Regions from separate parts of the Mus musculus genome. Here region 2 is linked to region 1. Evidence: chromatin loops called from intact Hi-C (ENCODE). Cell type or tissue: gastrocnemius. All regions are shown on one strand. Each heading gives the region's core, and the rest is flanking DNA. Links, peaks and the distances in the headings are about the cores only.

What was found. A loop is a pair of places that touch in the nucleus more often than their neighbours do. Peaks named below come from ENCODE experiments on the same cell type or tissue, not always from the same donor. Only the 100,000 strongest peaks of a DNase experiment are listed, where the experiment ranks them.
Region 2: it touches region 1 in a loop (2.2-fold over the local background); 11 of 42 quality-filtered maps call a loop at or near these places.

Annotation. Positions count from the first base shown.
Region 1 is chr19:32,804,889-32,810,263 of GRCm38, forward strand. The region is part of intron 5 of Pten (phosphatase and tensin homolog); the gene reads left to right. Among named protein-coding and RNA genes, the nearest start is that of Pten, 50 kb to the left of the region's middle. In gastrocnemius, for the core only: no CTCF peak of the experiment used is centred there; no DNase peak of the experiment used is centred there.
Region 2 is chr19:32,753,745-32,759,119 of GRCm38, forward strand. It overlaps Pten (phosphatase and tensin homolog), which reads left to right and starts at 3,833. Exons shown (of 9, transcript NM_008960.2): 1 at 3,833-4,779. The coding sequence starts at 4,701. It also overlaps the pseudogene Gm36566. In gastrocnemius, for the core only: CTCF peaks have their summits at 2,112 and 3,831; DNase peaks (open chromatin) are centred at 817, 2,081, 2,487, 2,779 and 3 more places; H3K4me3 peaks cover 3,884 bases; H3K27ac peaks cover 4,373 bases.

The sequences.
Region 1 (5,375 bases), core at 240-5,239:
GGTACCTCTATGAGGAAATGTCATAGTGAAATGCGCTAGTAACAAAGAAAAATAATAAAACAAACCTTAAAAGGCACCGGGCCTTGGGCTGGTAGAGTGGCTGTGGAATGATGGATGTGTTTTAGCTTGCTGAGTATAGGAAAGCTGCTTTAGTACAGCTGAGGAAGTCTTCCTAGAAGAATCTTAGAGAATTGATGACTCAGTGTGGCAGTGTAGACACACAGTGGACTTGCAGACTTGTAGACTAGCTAGGAGTCCCTGTGGCTACGTTCGTGCTGCTTGTTGTGTTTGCTGTTTCTGGATTTATACTTTGTGATTGTAAATGTGAACTTCTGGAGATTAATACTTAAATCTGCTTTGTAGTTAATCATATTAGAATTGTCTGTATTATTTTGTTTATATTTGTAATTTTAACTATGGAGGGACCATAAGAAGCTGAAGAAATTTGTGTTCTGGTACAGAATCCTCATCTTCTTTCTTTTATGTTAAAGGAGGAGGCAATTGGCCTGTTGTGAAAAAATTGTAGACTTTGCCTAAAATGTGTGTTTTTTTTTTTTTGGCTTTTACTTATAGTACTTTCTTTCTCAGAGTCCTGTAGTTAGGTCTTGATATGATGCAGGTTGGATTTGCAAGCTGACCATAAAATGTAGCATTGTGTTCTTAATGCTGGAACAATACTTCAGGTTTTGAATATTGCAATGAAGTTCAACAGTTGCTACTTCCTATAAAGAAAAAATATCTCAAGGGCGAAGTAACTGCTCAAGGGAACAAAGACCCATACCCTTATTCAGTCAAAGAAGTGTGTTGCCCACTTTACTGGGAATTATTTACTTGTATAGTTGATATTTTCCTTTGTGAAAAGGTGGCAAATTATCCAAATCCAAAGTCACTGAGGGTGAATCCCGACTGACTGCACATGCGCGCGCGCGCACACACACACACACACACACACACACACACACACCCCGCGCCAGCCCCTCCTGCTGTAAATTACCTTCTGGGGTTGGTTTCCACGTGTGCCTTGCTGTTTGCAAATGCACTTAGGGTTCAGTGCTGCAATACATGGTTTGCGGGATGTAAACTATGAGGAGAGTGTAAGAAAGACCTTTTCAGAATGGCAATGAGCGCAGGTTTTGGAGTAACTTTCCAAACTTGAGGGAAGACACTGCCACTAACCATACGTAGTGTCTGTTCTCCCTGGCCTCCAGCAGTGGCAAGGAAAGTAACCTTAATGCTTAGTTCTCTTATTAAACTTAGGGGAGGGATTGAAACGTTTCAGTTTGCCTTTTCTTTGCTTACAAGTTGGTTATTAGGTAGGTGTGTGTGTTTTGACTACGTGAGTGTGTGTGAGAGAGAATGTGTGTGTGTGATTAGTTTACTACCTCAGTTTGTCAACTTTACTAAAATAACAATGCCAAGCTTAATTTTAAGAGATTTCATTATTTTCTGTGAGAAGTGAACTTTTATAACCTACTATCAAGGTTATCCCCCTACCCCTGTTTTACTTATTAAATCCCCTCATCATAAAATTTTCTTGCTTAGTCCTTATTTTTAAATCAAACAAGTTGTGGTTGCTGTTGCTAAAACAAAAAACTCAGTATAATTTTCTTGTAATGTCAATTATCATGTGTTCTCTTCTGATGCATACTGTTTGGGCTATTATCTACTATCTAGCAGTCCACTGATTCATAAAGCTGTGCAGTTTTAGGCTTTGAAAGATTTAAGCAGTTACTTAATACAAACCCATTTGCAAAGACCACACTGCCCTGATTCATAGTCTTTCTTTGTCATACTCAACACCTGGCTTCCTAATTTTGTTCCTTGGATTCTCTCTGCTGTACTAAGCTCTACTTAATTTTTTCCTTTTCTTTTTGATTCCTAAAATAGAAACCAACACCAAAAAAAAAAAAAAAAAGAGAGAGAGAGAGAGAGAAAAATTGCTGTTTTGAATGTGTGAGTTTTTCAGTTTTAGGTAAGAGAAACCCAAGTAGGAGAAGGAGACAGAGAAGACACAAGGGAGATGTTTATTGACTAATAGAACCTAAAAGGTCAGGTCTGGATCTAAATGCTCAATAAGTGTCAGGAACCTCTCCTTTCTACACTCTTCCCTTTTCTTTCTTGGCTATGTTTATTCAGAAAGGATCTTTGCAAGTAATACCAAGCTATGGTCCCGTAGCTTTAGGCTTACACTCTTGACTAACTGCAGTGGTAAAAGAACACCCATTTGACTAGAGGTTCCTAGAATAGGTTCTGATTTCCCTGGCTTAAAGGGTGTGTCTTTTTATTTTTTTATTTTTTTGTAAGATTTGTTTATGTATATGAGTATACTGTCACTGTCTTCAAACACACCAGAAGAGGGCATCAGACCCCATTACAGATGGTTATAAGACACCATGTGGTTGCTGGGAATTGAGCTCTTAACCACTGAGCCATTTCTCCAGCCCACATCTACCTCTTTTTTGAAACAAATACTTTTGCTAGTGAGTGGAATCCTCTTACAAATTCATATATCTGAATTGAAGAATAGGCCCAACACCCCAAACCACAAAACTGTCATTATAGCTTCTAAAGAAAATCCAGGTGAGGAAAGAGTGTTGGCCAGAAATGATCTGTGTCACTTTTGTCACAGAGATTCTGTAAGTTACCATAGAACTCGAAGCATTATGTATTCCAAACTTCAGAGGTTCTTCATAAAGGGGAAAAACTGAATTAAGAGAAGTTATGGCTTCATTCAGATCGCATAGCATTCCTGTTTTCAGGTCACCTGAGTCAGATTCATTTAGGTCCTGTACTGCATTTGAGCAAGATAAACATGTATAGTCCTACTTGTTTCTTATTAAAGTAGAGGCAGCAGGGCTGGCCTCAGTGTGCGTGGGACCCAGCAGTTGGCAGGTAGAGTTAGGAGGATCAAGAGTCAAAGCCACCATCAGATCCTGCAGTGTGTTTGAGGCCAGCTCTCCCCTGGGGGGAAATTGAGGTTGTAATGGTTGGCTGTGGTGTCACAGAGGCCTATAATCTCCACTGTTGGAGCCTGAAGCAATAGAATACCTATTTTGAGACCATTCTGGGGTACATAATGAGACCCTGTCTTAAAACATAAGATATGTGATAATATATACCTTGTAATTTTATGGGAATAATAGAAATATGTTTTGAATATTAGAAAATATCTACAATAACTACTATTGTCATAGTATTAGTAACCACATTCTTTTGTTTATTGAATTACTGCCTTGTTTATTGTGGTCATTCAGAATGTAGGTTTTTCCTCTTCAAGCAAATACTTTTTAGGTTGAAACTTTTATTTATGAGTTTAGACTTGGAAAATATTTTCCAGTTTATTAAGAAAGTTTGCTCAAATAGAAAATTACTTCTTTAAGGACTCTAAGTTGTGAATTTACCTTCTAGAAGATCATCTAGAATCTGAATGCATAGAGGATGAACATACATTATATATACATATATATATACACACACACACTGTGTTGTTCCGTGCTAATCCCGTATAGTAGTCTTATGACAGTAGTATAGATCTCAAAGATGTATGTCCTCCATATAAGTCTGTTTTTCAAAGAGCCAGCCAGGCATGGTGGAACACACCTTAAATCCCGAGCACTTGGGAAGTATGAGTTTCAAGACACAAAGAAACTCTTATCTTGAAAACCAAAAAGAGAAAAAGTAATTAGCATCAAGTAGCCAAGGCTTATAAAAGAAGAATTAATGAAAAATACACTAGGAAAATGTAAAATTCCAAGGCAGGCTTTTCTTATCGGAATAGCATTATAATAAAAACCATAAAACTGATCAAAGATGTCATTTTACACTCACACAGGAGACACTTCATACGGACACTGAGCTGTTACGAACGTCTGTGCCAAAAGGAGTCAACTTTGTTAAGCAAATGCTAGAGAAGGAAAATAAAAAGCTAGACTCGGAGGAGGCGCAAAGTAAATATGTGCACACTGAAGACAGTGATAGAGTCGGCACCTGAGTGCTTTGCAGTGCCCACTTGCTTAGGTTAATAACTCACCAGATTAACTACAAATCCCACAAGCTTGGAAAGTAGAGCCCTGTTACCTGTCTTGACAGTTGAGTGGAACTATAGTTTGAAGTTTAATTCAGGTCATTATGGAAATTTAAAGCCATTTTCTTCAATAATTTTTGAGCCATTTGAAGAAAGATACATTGATTATTCACCAGTAGAAAATGAAACAAAAATATAAAGGAGTGAACTGAGGAAATGCTGAACTATTTGGGCTAGCAAATCGAACATTGACTACAAGAAAGAGAACTGGTGTTTTTTTTAATAGTGTTTAGGGTTAAATCTGGGTTTTTGTAACTGTCTCAAAGATGAATAATGTAGCACATGTTTGTGTTTAGCTAGGCAGTTAAGTCCTAGGGGTGTACGATGCTCTGGCCTCGCCTTGCTGCCTAGGCCTTAGTATGGTGCAAGCTTCCCTCTGTATCACCACTGCCTGTGAGCTCTGTGAGCTCTATTCACACAACTGCTGTTGATCTGAGAATTGTTTACTTACATATCAACCCAGCTTTTTTCAAAAGGATGAGCATATAAATGCTTGTGATAATAGGTGTCCTTCCCATCACTTGAGAATCTGTTTATTGCTGTACACAAGTGTGAAATGTGTACCAAAAGCTAGAGAGCAGGAGAAATGCCATCTGAACATTATCAGCTACTATATTTTTTTGTTTATTTTAACTTCTTTTATATAACTGAATTTGCTGGTTTATCCTCATGTAAATTCTATTAAGGAGGTTTGTATTATTGTATTAATTTTTTTAAAGAAGCAAATTGGAAGTTTATATTTTCTCAGAATTCAAATATAAGCTTTGACTATTTAGTATGTGATTTTTCACTCTAGCCAAAGTCTTAAATTGCCAATCATGATTTCAAGTGGTTTATATCCATTTTTGTTTGTTTGTTTTTGTTTTTGAGACGGGGTCTCTCTTTGTAGCCCTGTTGGCTTGGAATGCACAGAGATCCACCAGCTTCTTTCTTCCTCCTGAATTCTGGAATTAAAGTTGTATACTGCCACTTATCCATTTTGATACACATATGGAGCAGAGAAACAGAGAAAGACAGAGAGAGGGGAAGAGGGTGGGGTCAGAGTTCATATACCTGTATTTGCTAGACATCGTATTCCTTCTATACTTCTTAGCTTGTATGCTGTCTTCTTCCCCAGCAGAAGGGTGTCTGTGTCTAGAGTCCTTATCACAGTAGAAGTTGAGAGGCCATCAGTAAACTAAAGAGCATTGTAATACCTTTTTCTTATTAACATAAAATACCTATTTTCTGCAATTCTGTTTGTTGAGACTGGGCCTCACATAGGTCAAGCTGGCCTTAAACTTACGATTTT
Region 2 (5,375 bases), core at 170-5,169, 51 kb before region 1:
AAATTCAAAGCCAAATGTGCTAGCTAATCCATTATATATCTAGAAAATGCTTTTTTTTGATAAAAATAGAGAAGCTTGCTTAAAAATTAAAGCGCTAGACTGAGCTCTCTTGTTGAGGGGTCAGAGATGTGGGGAAGGAGAAAGGCACTACAGCAGCAGCGTGCTCACACACGAGATGCTTTTGCACAGAGCCTACAACAACACATCAACTATTTATATTACCTACATCCCCTTCTTGGTGTCCCACTTATCAAGGGAAAGAATTTTCTTTGGACATCTTTAGCATGTAGTAACAATAGAGTTCTGGAATCAGCTGTTGGAAACTATCATTAAAGCTGGTTTATCATACTCCCTAATTATTCTATATAGTCAGTCTCCCTAGAGCTTTACATAATTCTCCCTTCGTTATAAGCTTCTGTTTCTCCCTTGAGTGTTTTAAATCCAGACAGGTGAGGAAATGAAGCACTTGGAAACCAGTGTATTGTAATATCTGTACAGCCAAGCATATAAATATATACATTTTCATATATATATATATATATATATATATATATATATATATATATATATAAAATTGCTATATGGACTTTTTCCCTTTTGCCCTACTCACATCCTTTGAGTGGAATAAAGATGTGAAAAACTCCAAAAAATTTTAAAAGGCTGCACAGAAACATATTTGCTGCGAAAGGAAGTAGGGGTGTATTTAGAAACTCCCAACAAGGCCTGATGCTGTCAGCGTGGCCAGCTGATGTCAGAGGGGCCCACACACCTGCCAACACCGCGTGTCTGTTCCTTCAGCCCTGCAGAGCAGCCGAGCGAAGCAGCTAGCTGGCTTTCGGCTTTCTTGCCTCACTTGGTGGTGCTTGTGGGCTGGGGTCAGCGCTGGGATGCGCCTCCTTGTGCTCTATGGAGTGATGCTCTGGAAACAGAAACGGGTCCTTTTTTTTCCTCCAGCCAGGCATCAGGAAGCTTAGGGATGAATGTCTTTCTTTTTCTTTAGAGGAAGATTTCCGAGCTTCTTAGACGCTCCGAGTAATGTCACGCAAGATGCCTCCAGGGAAGAGGCAAAAGAGGGTGATGCTAGTAACAGGGACTCTGGGGACAGGAACGAATGTGGGCCATTTCCCCTTTTCAACCCACTTCTCTTGATGTAACTTCATCCTTATTTTTCCCCACAGCAGTAGTAGACACTCTGCTGAGCACCACTTAGGTTTTTGCTGTGCATCTCAGCTAACACTTTGACATTGGGGATTCTGTGTAAACTAGATCTCCATCTTAGATTAGGCTGTGTGAACCGAATTTATTTACATCGTTAGAAACCAAATAGAGGCCTCTCGGCTATTGTTCTCAGATTGCTCTCATTGGTCATCCCTGCCCTCCCTCTACTGACCAGAACCTTGCCCCAAAACAGCCTGTAATAAACATCAACGCTGGCTTAGCTTGGGCTGCTATCTCTGGCGGAGAGATCTTTAAAGGATGTATCTAAATGCAATGTTTGAGTAGCTTCAGAGAGCTCTAATAGAACTGTAAATATCCCCGGTTTAATTAGCAGTCCTGCAGTTCGGTAATGGCCCATAGCTCTCTGAGCCGAGCCTCTTGAGGTTTCTAGACTTCAGAGGCTGCCTGCAACTATGCTGTGTGGACCTATGAAATTTTCCTTCTCCTGTACTCTAAACCCCCAGCTAGCCTTTCCTAGACACCTACTCGCAATTATTGCAAATCCATAACTGACTACTATCCTCCGGATTTCTAAAATGATCCAGTGTTTCAGCTTAGGTCTCAACTCAGAGATACTTTAGGGCTCAGATTGGCATCCTGAGAATTAAGTCCCCTGGGAAAAGAACAATAAGGAAGAAAACTCTACCTACATTGGAGTTGATGTCATTTTTTTTTTCCCTCCAAGCTCAAGGTGATCGCTTGCTTTGTGGCTGGTTGGTGGGGGAGGAGGGGCTGTACGCTAGTTATCAGCATTTCTGAACCAGCTCTCTCAACCGCGACAGGTCAGCCAATCCCGGCAGTAAGCTTTTACTTGACAGGTTTGTTCTGGGCTGACAGCCATTGACTAGGTGCTCAGATAAGTCACTTGGCTGAGTCTACGGTAGGTGGGGCGCGCTCACCAGTTCAGGGGCAGTGACTGGAAGTTTGTTGCAACATCGGTAAGCCTAACCAGCCAGCAGCAACAGGAGATACCCTTTTGCCCCGCGAGTACAGATCTAGAAAGGGTTCACCTCATTAAGCGAAGGAGATGCGTCAATCCCCCCCACCCCCGCCCCGCGCCTCCCCCTAGGGCCCGGCCTCTTCTCCCACGGTTGGGAACGCGCGGTGTGGGCAGATCCAGAACAGGAGTCTCGTGTCCCGGCCTTCTGGCTAGCTCTATGGGTTACAAGCGAAAGGGAGGAACAGCTTGGGGACTCTCCGCGTCAGCGTGCACAAACCGGCGGCGGCCAGCAGAGAGGGGTGGCGGGGGCACGTGCTTGGATGTGGCTGCTTGTGTAACCAGCTCCCCAGGCGCTCGGCCCCGACAGCGCTCCTGCGGACGGCTCGTGGATGCTATTCTCTGCTCCGATCCGGCAAGAGAGGGGTCCAGCAGACCACACGGGAGAAGGAGGCGGGGGCGATCACCTAATAGAGCAGAGGGGACCAAGCTCCTGCCCCAGGAGCACACAGATAGGGGAATGGGAATTTGGAAAGTTCCCCAACTAGGACCACACGTGACCTCCTCCTGAAAGTAGTTCCGACCGCGGCTCATGTATCCTTCCACCTCGCCTTTGAGCCCTCCCAGGCCTGCTCGCCCCGCCCACTCGCTGGCTGCAGCTTCCGAACGTCCCATACTCCACACCCGGGCTCAGTAACCGGGTCCTCGAACATGCAAGGTCCGACAGGGTCAGAACCTGGCCATCGCGATCCAATTCTGCCGGGTTTTCATAGCGGCCACGAAGTGGGGATTGGGGGTGGGGGCTTAGCTCTTTGAAGACTGAGCTTGGCTGTGATCCGGTAGACCCACCGCTGCGGGGAGCTGCGGGTCTCATCACCGGGCGGTGGAGGGGTGTGTGTGAGGTGCACTCTATTCACGGAGACCCACTTTGTCCAACCAGGGGTGTCCTTTGGGCCCTGGAAACTCAGGGGAGATGTGAATGTACACGCCCCGTATGCACAATCATCATGCTTGGCTGGGAGCGTTCATCTTTCGGGCAAATGAACCCAGCTGCCTGGGAAGCAAGAGGCGGGGCAGGGAACCGGAGCCCGATGAGGTGACCCACGCGGGAGACACAATAGGGGTTGTTCTTTGTGCAAAGACTGACACCTTGAGGACACCGTGAGGGGGAGAGGTGTGTTATCTAGGTAAAGACTGTCGCCGACAAATCCTAGCGAAGCACTGCAATCTGACCACAGCGCAGGGCAGGGAATGAAAGCCGTTCCGAAGAAACGCAGGGACAGACGCAGGAAGGATAATCCTGCCCCTGAGGCTCCCGGAGCACCGACCAAGGCGGTCAGCTAGTGCGATCCACCTGTGAGCGGTCAGCGATTGTGCTCAGCGCACCCTCACTCGGCCCCAGCCTGTTGTACCTTTGCCGGGTCTCTCTGCGCTGAGGCCAAAGCCGGCGTAGCTCCGGGAGCGAGCCGCGGACACACTGGGCATGCTCCGCGGCGTTCCCCGCCCCTGTCCCTTCCGACGCCCCGCCCCGCCCCGCCCCGTCCCCGGCTCAGCGCCCGCCTCCCGCCCGCCTCCCGCCTCCCCTCCGGCTTTCCGAGGCGCCCTGCTCTCCCGGCGGGGCGGCGGAGGGGGCGGGCTGGCCGGCGCACGGTGATGTGGCGGGACTCTTTGTGCACTGCGGCAGGATACGCGCTTGGGCGTCGGGACGCGGCTGCGCTCAGCTCTCTCCTCTCGGAAGCTGCAGCCATGATGGAAGTTTGAGAGTTGAGCCGCTGTGAGGCCAGGCCCGGCGCAGGCGAGGGAGATGAGAGACGGCGGCGGCCACGGCCCAGAGCCCCTCTCAGCGCCTGTGAGCAGCCGCGGGGGCAGCGCCCTCGGGGAGCCGGCCGGGCGGCGGCGGCGGCAGCGGCGGCGGGCCTCGCCTCCTCGTCGTCTGTTCTAACCGGGCAGCTTCTGAGCAGCTTCGGAGAGAGACGGTGGAAGAAGCCGTGGGCTCGAGCGGGAGCCGGCGCAGGCTCGGCGGCTGCACCTCCCGCTCCTGGAGCGGGGGGGAGAAGCGGCGGCGGCGGCCGCGGCTCCGGGGAGGGGGTCGGAGTCGCCTGTCACCATTGCCAGGGCTGGGAACGCCGGAGAGTTGCTCTCTCCCCTTCTCCTGCCTCCAACACGGCGGCGGCGGCGGCGGCACGTCCAGGGACCCGGGCCGGTGTTAAGCCTCCCGTCCGCCGCCGCCGCACCCCCCCTGGCCCGGGCTCCGGAGGCCGCCGGAGGAGGCAGCCGCTGCGAGGATTATCCGTCTTCTCCCCATTCCGCTGCCTCGGCTGCCAGGCCTCTGGCTGCTGAGGAGAAGCAGGCCCAGTCTCTGCAACCATCCAGCAGCCGCCGCAGCAGCCATTACCCGGCTGCGGTCCAGGGCCAAGCGGCAGCAGAGCGAGGGGCATCAGCGACCGCCAAGTCCAGAGCCATTTCCATCCTGCAGAAGAAGCCTCGCCACCAGCAGCTTCTGCCATCTCTCTCCTCCTTTTTCTTCAGCCACAGGCTCCCAGACATGACAGCCATCATCAAAGAGATCGTTAGCAGAAACAAAAGGAGATATCAAGAGGATGGATTCGACTTAGACTTGACCTGTATCCATTTCTGCGGCTGTTCCTCTTTGCTTTTCTGTCACTCTGATAACGTGGGAGTAGACGGATGCGAAAAATTTCTGTAGTTGGGGTGACTATAACGTTTAATTCTGGGCGCATTTCTAGATCGTGCATATTGTGTCTCTTCCAGTGTATTCAACCTAGGGAGTGTTCGGCTAGACGGAACTCATGCCTCCTTGCAAGTGTCAAGGCACGGATTGTTTTCTTGTCGAGCTCTGTGGTCTCTTCTTAAAATCTATTGTCCGGTAATACAGAGTACTGTACACTGGATTAGCGAGCTCGTCAATCCAGCCTTCTAAATGAACTAAAAAAAAAAAAAAAAATAGACGCTTTGGGTTGTGCATATTTCGATTAGATCGTGACTTGGGCCCTAGATCTAGGGTGTAGATGAGATTAAAATGAAAGTCCGTGCTGCACGTAGGCATGTTGCCTCAGAATCTTGCAGTGATTGTTTTTAGTTTCCTGGGTTGCATTGGAAGATTTTTCTGAAATGTGACTTGTGGACTGATTTGCATAACTTTATAAGCATAGTCATCGTCAGCATGGACGGTGCACATTTGAGGGTAGAAGTAGTTTTG